Regions from separate parts of the Homo sapiens genome. Here region 2 is linked to region 1. Evidence: read pairs that join two places in POLR2A ChIA-PET (ENCODE). Cell type or tissue: Caco-2. All regions are shown on one strand.

Evidence for each region. Peaks named below come from ENCODE experiments on the same cell type or tissue, not always from the same donor. Only the 100,000 strongest peaks of a DNase experiment are listed, where the experiment ranks them.
Region 2: POLR2A ChIA-PET joins it to region 1 with 10 read pairs; 4 of 35 experiments call an interaction of 5 or more read pairs at or near these places.

The regions. Positions count from the first base shown.
Region 1 is chr17:43,772,304-43,777,303 of GRCh38, forward strand. DUSP3 (dual specificity phosphatase 3) reads right to left here. Exons shown (of 3, transcript NM_004090.4): 2 at 2,409-2,635. Among named protein-coding and RNA genes, the nearest start is that of DUSP3, 4.2 kb to the right of the region's middle. In Caco-2, no CTCF peak of the experiment used is centred here; no DNase peak of the experiment used is centred here.
Region 2 is chr17:43,560,928-43,565,927 of GRCh38, forward strand. No RefSeq gene overlaps it. Among named protein-coding and RNA genes, the nearest start is that of ETV4, 17 kb to the left of the region's middle. In Caco-2, no CTCF peak of the experiment used is centred here; a DNase peak (open chromatin) is centred at 1,970.

The sequences.
Region 1 (5,000 bases):
ATGCCCGAAATATTCAGAGTGGGGCTTCCCCTGCCCCACCCTAGGAATGAGACCCTCTGCAGAGCAGCCACCTTACCATCTAGAACATACTCTGCATGCCCAGTGCACACAGAGCCTACTGGGAAAGGGGCCAGTTCAACCTCCCATTCCTCTAGGCTCAGCCCAGATGCCACCTCCTCCATGAAGCTGTTTTCCCAGCTAGAAGTGACTGCTCCCTCTTGAGTACCCTCAGCCATCCCACCCAGCTCTCAGTGATGGGTCCCTGGGCCCCACACACTGTTGGAGGCCAGCATGTTTCTGTTGACTCACTTCGCCACTCATTCTTAGAAGCATTTATACTTGGCATTAGAGCCCATGGAATTCTTCATCACTTGCTCATTCATCATTTGCAGTGTACCTACTATGTGCCTGATGCTACATCAGGTGCTAAGGAGACAGACAAGGAACAAAGTAGACCCAGCCTGAGGGCAGGCTTCATGGAAGAGAGGACACCATGCCAAGGACAAGGTGGAGTTTGCCAGAGGAAGGGGTAGGGAGAGGCAGAGAGAACTTTTCAGACTAAAGACCCAGCACACCTGGACTGAGACAGGTCAAAAAAAGGGCGTGTTCCTAGTTGTTTGGAAAGAGGAAACAAAGTCAGAGAGCTTGAAATTCCCTGAATGAATAACCAATTGCTATTATACGAGAACAACAAAATCCTTCCCCTTCGCCCAGCCTATGTTTACACAGGGTGAGGAACTCAGTACAGCTGGAGTGGAGGAGGTGAGCAGGGTTGGGGGGTGACAGTGACCAGGAAGGACCATGAGGGGCCTGTCAGCAAAGTCTGCAGATACTCCACAGTAAAGCTTCTCTCTGAGCCCTGAGCGTTCACTGTCCAGTGGTCTAGAAAATTCTGTTTACTGGAAATCATTCAGACAGTGAGCCTGCTGGGCCCAAGAGTCATCAGTGTAGTACAGCCAAGGCTGTTCACACCTCATGGGGGTCCCCTCCGCTGGGAGGGTTTGGGGTGGGGAGAGACGAAGAGGTAAAGGGAGGAGCTGAGAGAAACAGCTAAAAGCAGAAAGGGAGAAAGGGCAAGTGGCCCAGCCTGCTCAGCTGATGTCTGCTTTGTGGCCTTCTAGGGTTTCTTGCTGGAATGCCTTGGTGACTGCCAGCGCCTTGGTAGTTCTCCTTCAGTCTTATCTTATATTTGGGGGCTGCAGGAAGTGTTTCGTAAGTGGCTGGAAGATTTGGCCAGGGGGGCTGTGGTTTGCTGACTGCCAACCTAAGCTGACCGCAGCTACCCCTTTTCTCCTTGCCAGGCAATCACGTGAATCTCTAGCCAATGAGATGTGAGGGGTATTTCTGGGAAATGTTTTACTTGTTCTTAAAGAGAGAGACTGGGCATGGTGGCACGTGCTTGTAGTCCCAGCTACTCAGGAGGCTGAGGTGAGAGGACTGCTTGAGCCCAGGAGTTGGAGACCAGTCTAGACAACATAGCAAGACCCTGTCTCTTTAAAAAAGAGAGAGAGAGTGGCCAGGCGCGGTGGCTCATGCCTGTAATCCCAGCACTTTGGGAGGCAGAGGGAGGCGGATCACCTGAGGTCAGGAGTTGGAGACCAGCCTGACCAACATGGTGAAACCCCATCTCTACTAAAAATACAAAATTAGCCAGGCGTGGGGGCGCATGCCTGTAATCCCAGCTACTTGGGAGGCTGAGGCGGGAGGCTGAGGCAGGAGAATCGCTTGAACCTGGGAGGTGGAGGTTGCGGTGAGCCAAGATCGCGCCATTGCTCTTCAGCCTGGGCAACAAGAGTGAAACTCCATCTAAAAAAAAAAAAAAAAAAAAAAAAGGAGAGAGAGAAGAGGAAAAAAAAGAGTGGGAAGAGATGGCTGCAGGGCCTCATCTGCTGTACTTTGTCCTGCTTGGATGTGGTGACTGGATCCCATCTTGGGACCATGACGGGAGCACCCAACACTGAGGTGGCAGAAGAGAGAAAGGGAAAGGGCCTGGTCCAGAGGCCACCATGGAGCTGCTGAATCAAGCAGCCCCTTAATCAACCAGCCCCCATGCTCCTTCACCTCAGGACTTCTTGCCATGCACATTAACACATTAACACATCTTCCTCATCGTTACAGCTGTTTGAATGGGGGACGTGTAAGCAACTGGAAACCAACCTCCAGCCAAAGTGCAGTCAAACGCGAGGACCCTGGGGCTGCCATGGTGTGAATGAGTTGCACATCCTGTGACACACGGGGCCACTTGACAGCCAGCCAGGTGAGCAGAGAGAGACCTACAGCTCTGTCGTTCACCCCAGAAGATGGGAAACAAGGGAGTTTCTAAGAAGAGACCTGTTGTGGGCCTGTTTTCCAGAGGGACAGTCCAGTCAGAGCTGCCTCCCATCTTTTCCTGGTGGGAGGTCCCTTACCATTCTTTTGAGCCAAAGCCTGGTCAATGAAGTCGGCAGCCCTTTCAAAGTAAGCGCTGAGGTTGAACTCCTGTGTGTCGTTGGCCTTGATGCCCAGGTATGTGATGCCGGAGTCCTTGTAGAAGTTGGCATTGGTGTTGACGTGCATGAAGGACCTGCCCTCAGCCGCGTTCAGCACATGGGTGATGCCTAGTTTCTGCAGCTTGGGGATGTCCTGAGCCACAGACCTGGACAGGAGACAGTGGTGGGGATGATTAACCAACCAAATGGCAGCCCCAGGGGGAGGAAGATGGAGAAGGATTTAAGCCTCTTAGCAAAGCAAGGAAACCCTCCATGCTCTGGCCCCTGCCAGCTTCTCCTGCCTCATCTTATGACCTCTTCCCTCACTCTGGCCATATCGAATTGCCAGCAGCTTCCCCAAATAGACTGGTGGTTTCATAGCCATGCTGTCCCCTCTGTCTGGAATGCTCTTTCCCACCTTCTCTGGAGAAATGCGCCCTCTCATCTTTCACACCCTCCGCAGTGTTTGTCTCCCCTCCATTCCATTTGGCCCCATGCTCCCTAAGCTGTGGTGGGGGTGTACATAGCCAACTGGTTACAGATGGGCTCTGGAACCAGACTAACTGGGTCTGCATCCTGCCCAGGTACTAGCCAGGCAACCTTAAGCAAGCCATTTAACCTTTCTGTGCCTCAGTTTCCCTCTCTGTAAAATGGGGATAACAGTGCCTTCTCCTTGAGGTTGTTATGAGTATTAAATGGGCTATTCCATTGACAGAGCTGGACACGGTAGTGAGCACTATGATTCTAATGCTTGATTGTGCTTCTGTGTTTAGACATCCAGACTGTGAGCTCCTTGAGAGAGGAACCATGTCTGCTTTAAGTCTGTTTCCCCACCATCTGCTATAGTACCTGCTACATAGTAGGTGCTGAATAAATAAGCGGTGAATGAGTGCAAAAGAATAAATTTGTCACGTACCAGGCAGCCCCCTCCCTGCCCCCAGAGGGATCCTACCTGCCACATTCCACTGGCTACGTTTCCAAAGCTCTTTTGGGTGATTTAGTACTTGGGGAGTAAGTGGCCCCAACAGAACTATGGGAGGTTACAAAATAATTTATCTAAGGTCGGGTGCAGTGGCTCACACCTGTAATCCCAGCACTCTGGGAAGCCGAGGCAGGTGGATCACCTGTCAGGAGTTCGGGACCAGCCTGGCCAACATGGTGAAACCCCGTCTCTACTAAAAATACAAAAGTGAGCCGGGTGTGGTGGTACATGCCTGTAATCCCAGCTACTCTGGGATTACAGAGGCTGAGACAGGAGAATCACTTGAACCCGGGAGGTGGAGGTTGCAGTGTGCTGAGATTGTGCTATTGCACTCTAGCCTGGGTGACAGAGTGAGACTCCGTCTCGAAAAATAAAATAAAATAAAATAAAAATAATAATTGGTCTGAATGGTGAAAAGGCCCCTTTATTTCATCTCACAAAACATCCCAGTCCAAATAGCAGTTTATACTTTATAAAATGCCACCTCCTGTGTGATCTTGCTTGCCCACTGCGAGCAGCCCTGTGAGGAACAAGGATGGCAATATCCCTGCTTAACAGAGCTTGAACTCAGGCCCAACAGGATGAGCAGAGGGATGGGCACAGGCCCCGTGTGCTGCTGGTGGCAGATCTGGGAGAAGACCTCCTTTCTCCCGACATCCAGCCCTGCTCTATCTTCCACCTCACTCTGCCCCTCATGCCCACATCTGCTGCAAAACCCCCAAGGCCTGGCACATGTGGCTCACACAGGCTCTGGCTCTGCCTTGTGAGGACGTGGCTGCGGCCCTGATTTTGTTAAGGGAATGGAGCCCAAATCCTCTTGGTGCTTGGTGCTCACTGATCCTCCCTGTTGAGGAACCCCCACACCCCTGGCCAAGTCAAGGTCAGAGGTGCTTAGAGGGCAAGGGATGTATTTTCTACAGTGGCCATCAGCAATTGCCACTCTGGCTACACCAGACGTGTACAACCTTGGTTTCCACTTGGGAAGTGATGACAGCTGAATGGCCAACCTGCCCAAGCAAGCGGGATTCCTGAGGCTAACAAGGCCTGCTTGCTGCTTGGTGCAAGAGGAAGGGTGTCTCTAGAGCTTTCCAATTCCTGAAGCCTTTGGCTGACACTGTGGGACTCTGTTTATTCCTGCTTAGGACACCGCGCAAGACTGTGAAGCAGTGGCTGATAGAAAAAAACACTTTGAAGAGTCACTCCCATTCATCTCCCTTCTCTAATACTTTTTTTTTTTGAGATGGAGTTTCGCTCTTGTTGCCCAGTTGGAGTGCAACGGTACGATCTTGGCTCACTGTAACCTCCACCTCCCGTGTTCAAACGATTCTCCTGCCTCAGCCTCCGGAGTAGCTGGGATCACAGGCGCCAGGCACCATGCCCAGCTAATTTTTGTATTTTTAGTAGAGACAGGGTTTCACCATGTTGGTCAGGCTGGTCTCGAACTGCTGACCTCAGGTGACCCACCCGCCTCGGCCTCCCAAAGTGCTGGGATTACAGGCGTGAGCCATCGTGCCAGGCCTCTAATACTATTAATAATTCAACATTCAAAA
Region 2 (5,000 bases), 210 kb before region 1:
TCTATATTATTGTACCAAAACCTGGAGGCTCAGAAAGGTTAAGTGACTTGCCTGACTCACACAGCCAAGAATGGCAGTTGGAGCTTGAATGCCTGTGAACTTCTGTCTAGTGTATCAGTAGATTCAATGGACTGAAAACAGGAGACCTGAGGTCTGACCCAGACACCCATGTCCAGAGGCGCAGGGCAAGGAGGCAGAGGCTCAGTTGAGGAATCCTAGTTCCTGATAACAGAGATGACAGCTAAAGTCAGAGAAAGGAAGTTAAGAAAGAAAGGGATTGCTGGTGGTGAAGCTCTGGCTTCTCTATGCCTAGTGGCTGTTGATTCAAGATGCCCTCTGTGGCCGAACCTTTGGGGTCAGGTGAGGAGGAGGATAGGGCCTTAATTTAGACAGAACCCTTGGGCCCCTGCCTTCCAGTGGAAATACCAGGGTAATGGAAACTGCAAATAGGTGTTATACCTGGGGTTTCAACTAGGGTTCCAAACAGGAATATTCCTGGGGCTGGGGTAGAGGGAGGAGGTAGTTAGTAATTATTTCCATTTTATTCATTTATTGAGCAATTGCTACATGCCAGGCACTGTGTTAGGAGATGAGAATACAGGGTCAACGACAGTCAAGAACAACAGCAAATCTTTCATCGTTCATCATGTGCCAGGCTAAATGTTTTGCATGTGCTACTCATTTATTCCACATCATATATGTGTACAGCGTAGAGAAGTTTCTTTCTAACTTCTCTGTTAGAAAGTTTCTAAGTGTCTGGGCGCAGTGGCTCACGCCTGTAATCCCAGCACTTTGGGAGGCCGAGGTGGGTGAATAAACTGAGGTCAGGAGTTCGAGACCATCCTGGCCAACATGGAGAAACCCTGTCTCTACTAAAAATACAAAATTCGCCAGGCGTGGTGGCGCATGCTTATAGTCCCAGCTACTCGGGAGGCTGAGGCAGAAGAATCGCTTGAACCTGGGAGGCGGAGGTTGTGGTGAGCTGAGATGGCACCATTGCACTTCAGCCTGGGCAACAAGAGCGAAACTCCTTCTCAAAAAAAAAAAAAAAAAAAAGAAAGAAAAGAAAGTTTCCCAAAGTCACAGAGCTAGTGAATAGCAAGGGGAGTCAATGAGTAAGCTCAGGCCAGCAACCCTGCAAATCAGATCTCTCTCCAGCAGAGGTGTGCTCTGAGTGTCCCAGGGATTTGAGAGAGGGGCTCTGCTTGGGGAAGTGGGGAGGCAGCATTTGAGCCAGTCCTCATGGGATGAATGAAATTTCTTCCTAGGAGAGGGGAGAAGGTTCCAGGTTTAAAGAAGCAGCATTTGCCAAGGTGTAGGAGCCAGAAAGGAAATCCTAGGGGAGAGACAAATTTGGGGGTAGTCCTCAAAATTCCTACCCTCAGGCTAGGGAGTGTGAGCATTTTGAAGACCTTGTTTAGGAGCTTGTATTATATCCTATAGATCATGGGAGTCACTGGGGTCGGGGGCAGGGTGGCGGAGCATGGGTAGGTTAAAGCAATTCTGACTGAATCAGACCCTAGGCAAGAGGAAGGAGGTCACTGCCTTGGAATCTTCAAGAGTCGCTCATCCCTGATCCTGTCCCCCTTTTGCCACATAAGATGTGATGCCATCACTCAACTCATCATTCACCAACAAGCTATGGGGCCTGGAACCTTTCTATGCCTCAGTTTCCTCATCTGTAAAACGGCAATACTAGTAGTACCTGCCTCAGAGACCTGGGTGTGCAGGTAAATTGAGATGCTCTAGGGAAGCTCAGGCTTTCAGTAAGGGATCAATAAAGGCTAGTTCCTGTTATCAGATGTTACCTCCCCACCCTGTCCCGGGTCCAGTCAGCATCTCGAAGTCCTGACTCTCAGGAATGCCCCCACTCCGCCTACCAGTCTGATCTAAATCCCTCTGCTGCAGATGGAGCCCAGCTTCCCTGACAGCCTTTCAGGACGGGAAGCTCCATGTTTAGTGTTCCCCACCCTCGTCCAGCCTCTCTAATCTCAGCTCTTCCCTTTCCCCTCCCCTGTGATTATCATAAACCCTCTCGAGTTAGGCAGGCTTGGCTGGGCCCCATGCCCCTTTGAAGTCCCAAGCCAGGTTCCCAGCCTCACACACTGACTTCTGAGAAAGCTGCTTCCCATCAAATCCTGCCGCCAAAAAGACTCTCCTCTTAGGTATTCCTGCCAACTCCGTTTTATAATCTCCGTGCCGGGGAGGGAGGACAGTTCAGGCACTTTGTCTGCAGGAAGGAAGCAATTAAATTATTAGCACTTTGAGAAATTAAACGACATAACTTACGGCGGAATAAGTTTAGCCAAAAAAAAAAAAAAACCTTGTAATGTGAGAAAACAATTAAAAAGAATTATATAAGGTTGGGCTCGCTCCTTTATTGCAATAGAGTTAGCAGTTCATTGATTATCGTCCTGTTATAATGCAGCAGGATGGTGCGGGCTGCTGCGGAGGCAGCGACATTCAGGAAGCAAAGCGCTTAGTTGGGTCCTGCAAGAAGAAGAGGTGGGGGAGCTGAAAGGTTTTCCTGGAGGGCAAGGGGGAGGGGAGAGTGGGGTCAGAGGAGGATCACCAAAGCAGCAGCTCTTCTTCCCTTCTCCCTGCTCCTGCCTTGGTAGACATGGAAAAGAGCTAGTCAATTTCAGCAGTTTGTCAGTTGCTGGGGCAGTCAATTCCCTGTGCCCAAAAGATTCTTTTCCTAGGTATTCATCCAGTGAAATGTTCACACGGCTCCATAAGGAGATGTGGATGAGGATGATCAGAGCAGCCTCATAGGAGGCACCCTGGGTGTCCCTCACTGGGAGAGTGGAAAGGTCAAGTGGGTGGAAGCACCAAGGGGCGCCAGGTAGCAGCAAGAAGCACTGACGCCTGTACACAGAGCCCCGCGATAGATCTCAAAAACGTAGTGCTCCGCAACAGCAAAAAATACAAATTCTCTCTACCCGCAACGACATAGGGGAGTCTCCCAGACAAGTTGAGCAAAAGAAGCAAGACATGAAAGACAGGTACGATTCCATGCAGAGGAAGTTCAAGAAAAAATTCAATGAATGGGTGGAGATGGGAGCTGGAAGAGTGGGTACCTCAGGCAGGGAAGGGGGCAGTTTATTGACTGTGAAGGGACACAAGGGAAACTTGGCTGGGGTACTGGAAATGTTCTATATTTTGATCTCGGTGATGATTACACAGATGTATATGTAGGCTAAAAATCGAGTTTCATATTTCAGATCAGTGCACATTACTCACTTTACCGTATATATGTTATACCTCAACAGGAAAGGAAAGAGCAAACAAATGTTGTAGAGGAAAAAAATTGTAGGAAACAAAATATATAACACAATGCTATTTATGTAAATAAACCCCATGCCTACGAAATAACTACCCATCCTGAAAGAACTCAGCAAACAGATTGGGTGCAGTGGCTCATGCCTATAATCCCAGCACTTTGGGATGCTGAGGTGGGGTGATCGCTTGAGCCCAGGAGTTCAAGACCAGCCTGGACAACACAGTGAGACCCCATCTCTACAAAAAAATGAAAAAAATTACAGTGGCATGTCCTTGTAGTCCCAGCAAGTTAGGAGGCTGAGGTGAGAGGATTGCTTGAGCCCATGAGGTCAAGGCTGCAGTGAACTCTGATCTCACCAGTTCACTCCAGCCTGGGTGACAGAGAAGACCCTGTCTCAAAAAAAAAAAAAAAAAAAAAGGGAATGTATGAATGAATGAAACCAAGAGCAGGGCACTACACAGACCAGTTATGACAACAGGCCATGAACGGAGAGTATGGTAGACTCAACCCTCTCCTTCCGAAGTAGAAGCTTGTAGAAAAAGTGCTAATTAATCATATCAGGAGGTCTTTGGGCTGGGTGTGGTATGTGTAGGGTGTTGGGGCATTTTGATCTGGGGAGTGAGTGTAGATTCAGTCACTGATGCCTACCAGGAGGAAAGGGAGGTACAGATCTAGCATTTGTAAACTTCTCTGCAGTTTGCAAAGCAATGCCATGTCTACCACCTCAGAGAGCCTCACATAGGGTGTTTCCTGGAGGGAGTGAACTGGAGCCAGCCCGCCTGCTACCACCCCAAGATGGGTTTCCCTGGCAGGTGATCTAACCTCTCTGCATCTGGGCCATGGGGATGATAAAAAGAATGTCTAGAGTGAGAGGGGAGTTAGAACACAGTTTAGAGAAGGGGTCAGCCACCTTTTTCTTCTCTTTTCTTTTTTGAGACAGAGTTTCGCTCCTGTCACCCAGGCTGGAGTCCAATGGTGCGATCTTGGCTCACTGCAACCTCCGCCTCCTGGGTTCAAGTGATTCTCCTGCCTCAGCCTTCGGAGTAGCTGGGATTACAGGTGCCCGCCACTGCGCCCAGCTAATTTTTGTACTTTTAGTGGAGATAGGGTTTCACTATGTTGGCCAGGCTGGTCTTGAACTCCTAACCTCAGGTGATCCACCCGCCTTAGCCTCCTAAAGTGCTGGGATTACAGGCACGACCCACTGTGCCCGGCCCAGCCACCTTTTTCTATAGAAGGTCAGGTGGTAAATATTTTAGCCTTTGAGGGCCATAAGGTCTCTGTCATACCTACTCTGGAAGCAGCCATAGATGTAAATGAATGAGCATGACTGTGTTCCAACAAAATTTTATTTATGGACACGGACATTTGAATTTCATGTAATTTTCATATGTCACAAAGTATTATTCCTTTTTTTAACTTTTAGGTTCAGGGGTACATGTGCAGGTTTGTTATATAGGTAAACTTGTGTCACGGGGTTTTGTTGTACAGATTATTTCATCACCTAGGTACTAAGCCCAGTACCCAATATTTGTTTATTTATTTATTTTTTTAGAAATAGGGTCAGCCGGGTATGGTGGCTCACGTCTGTAATCCGAACACTTTGGGAGGCCAAGGTGGGCAGATCACTTGAGGTAAGGAGTTTGAGACCAGCCTGGCCAACATGGTGAAAATCCATCTCTACTGAAAATACAAAAATTAGCCAGGTGTGGTGGCA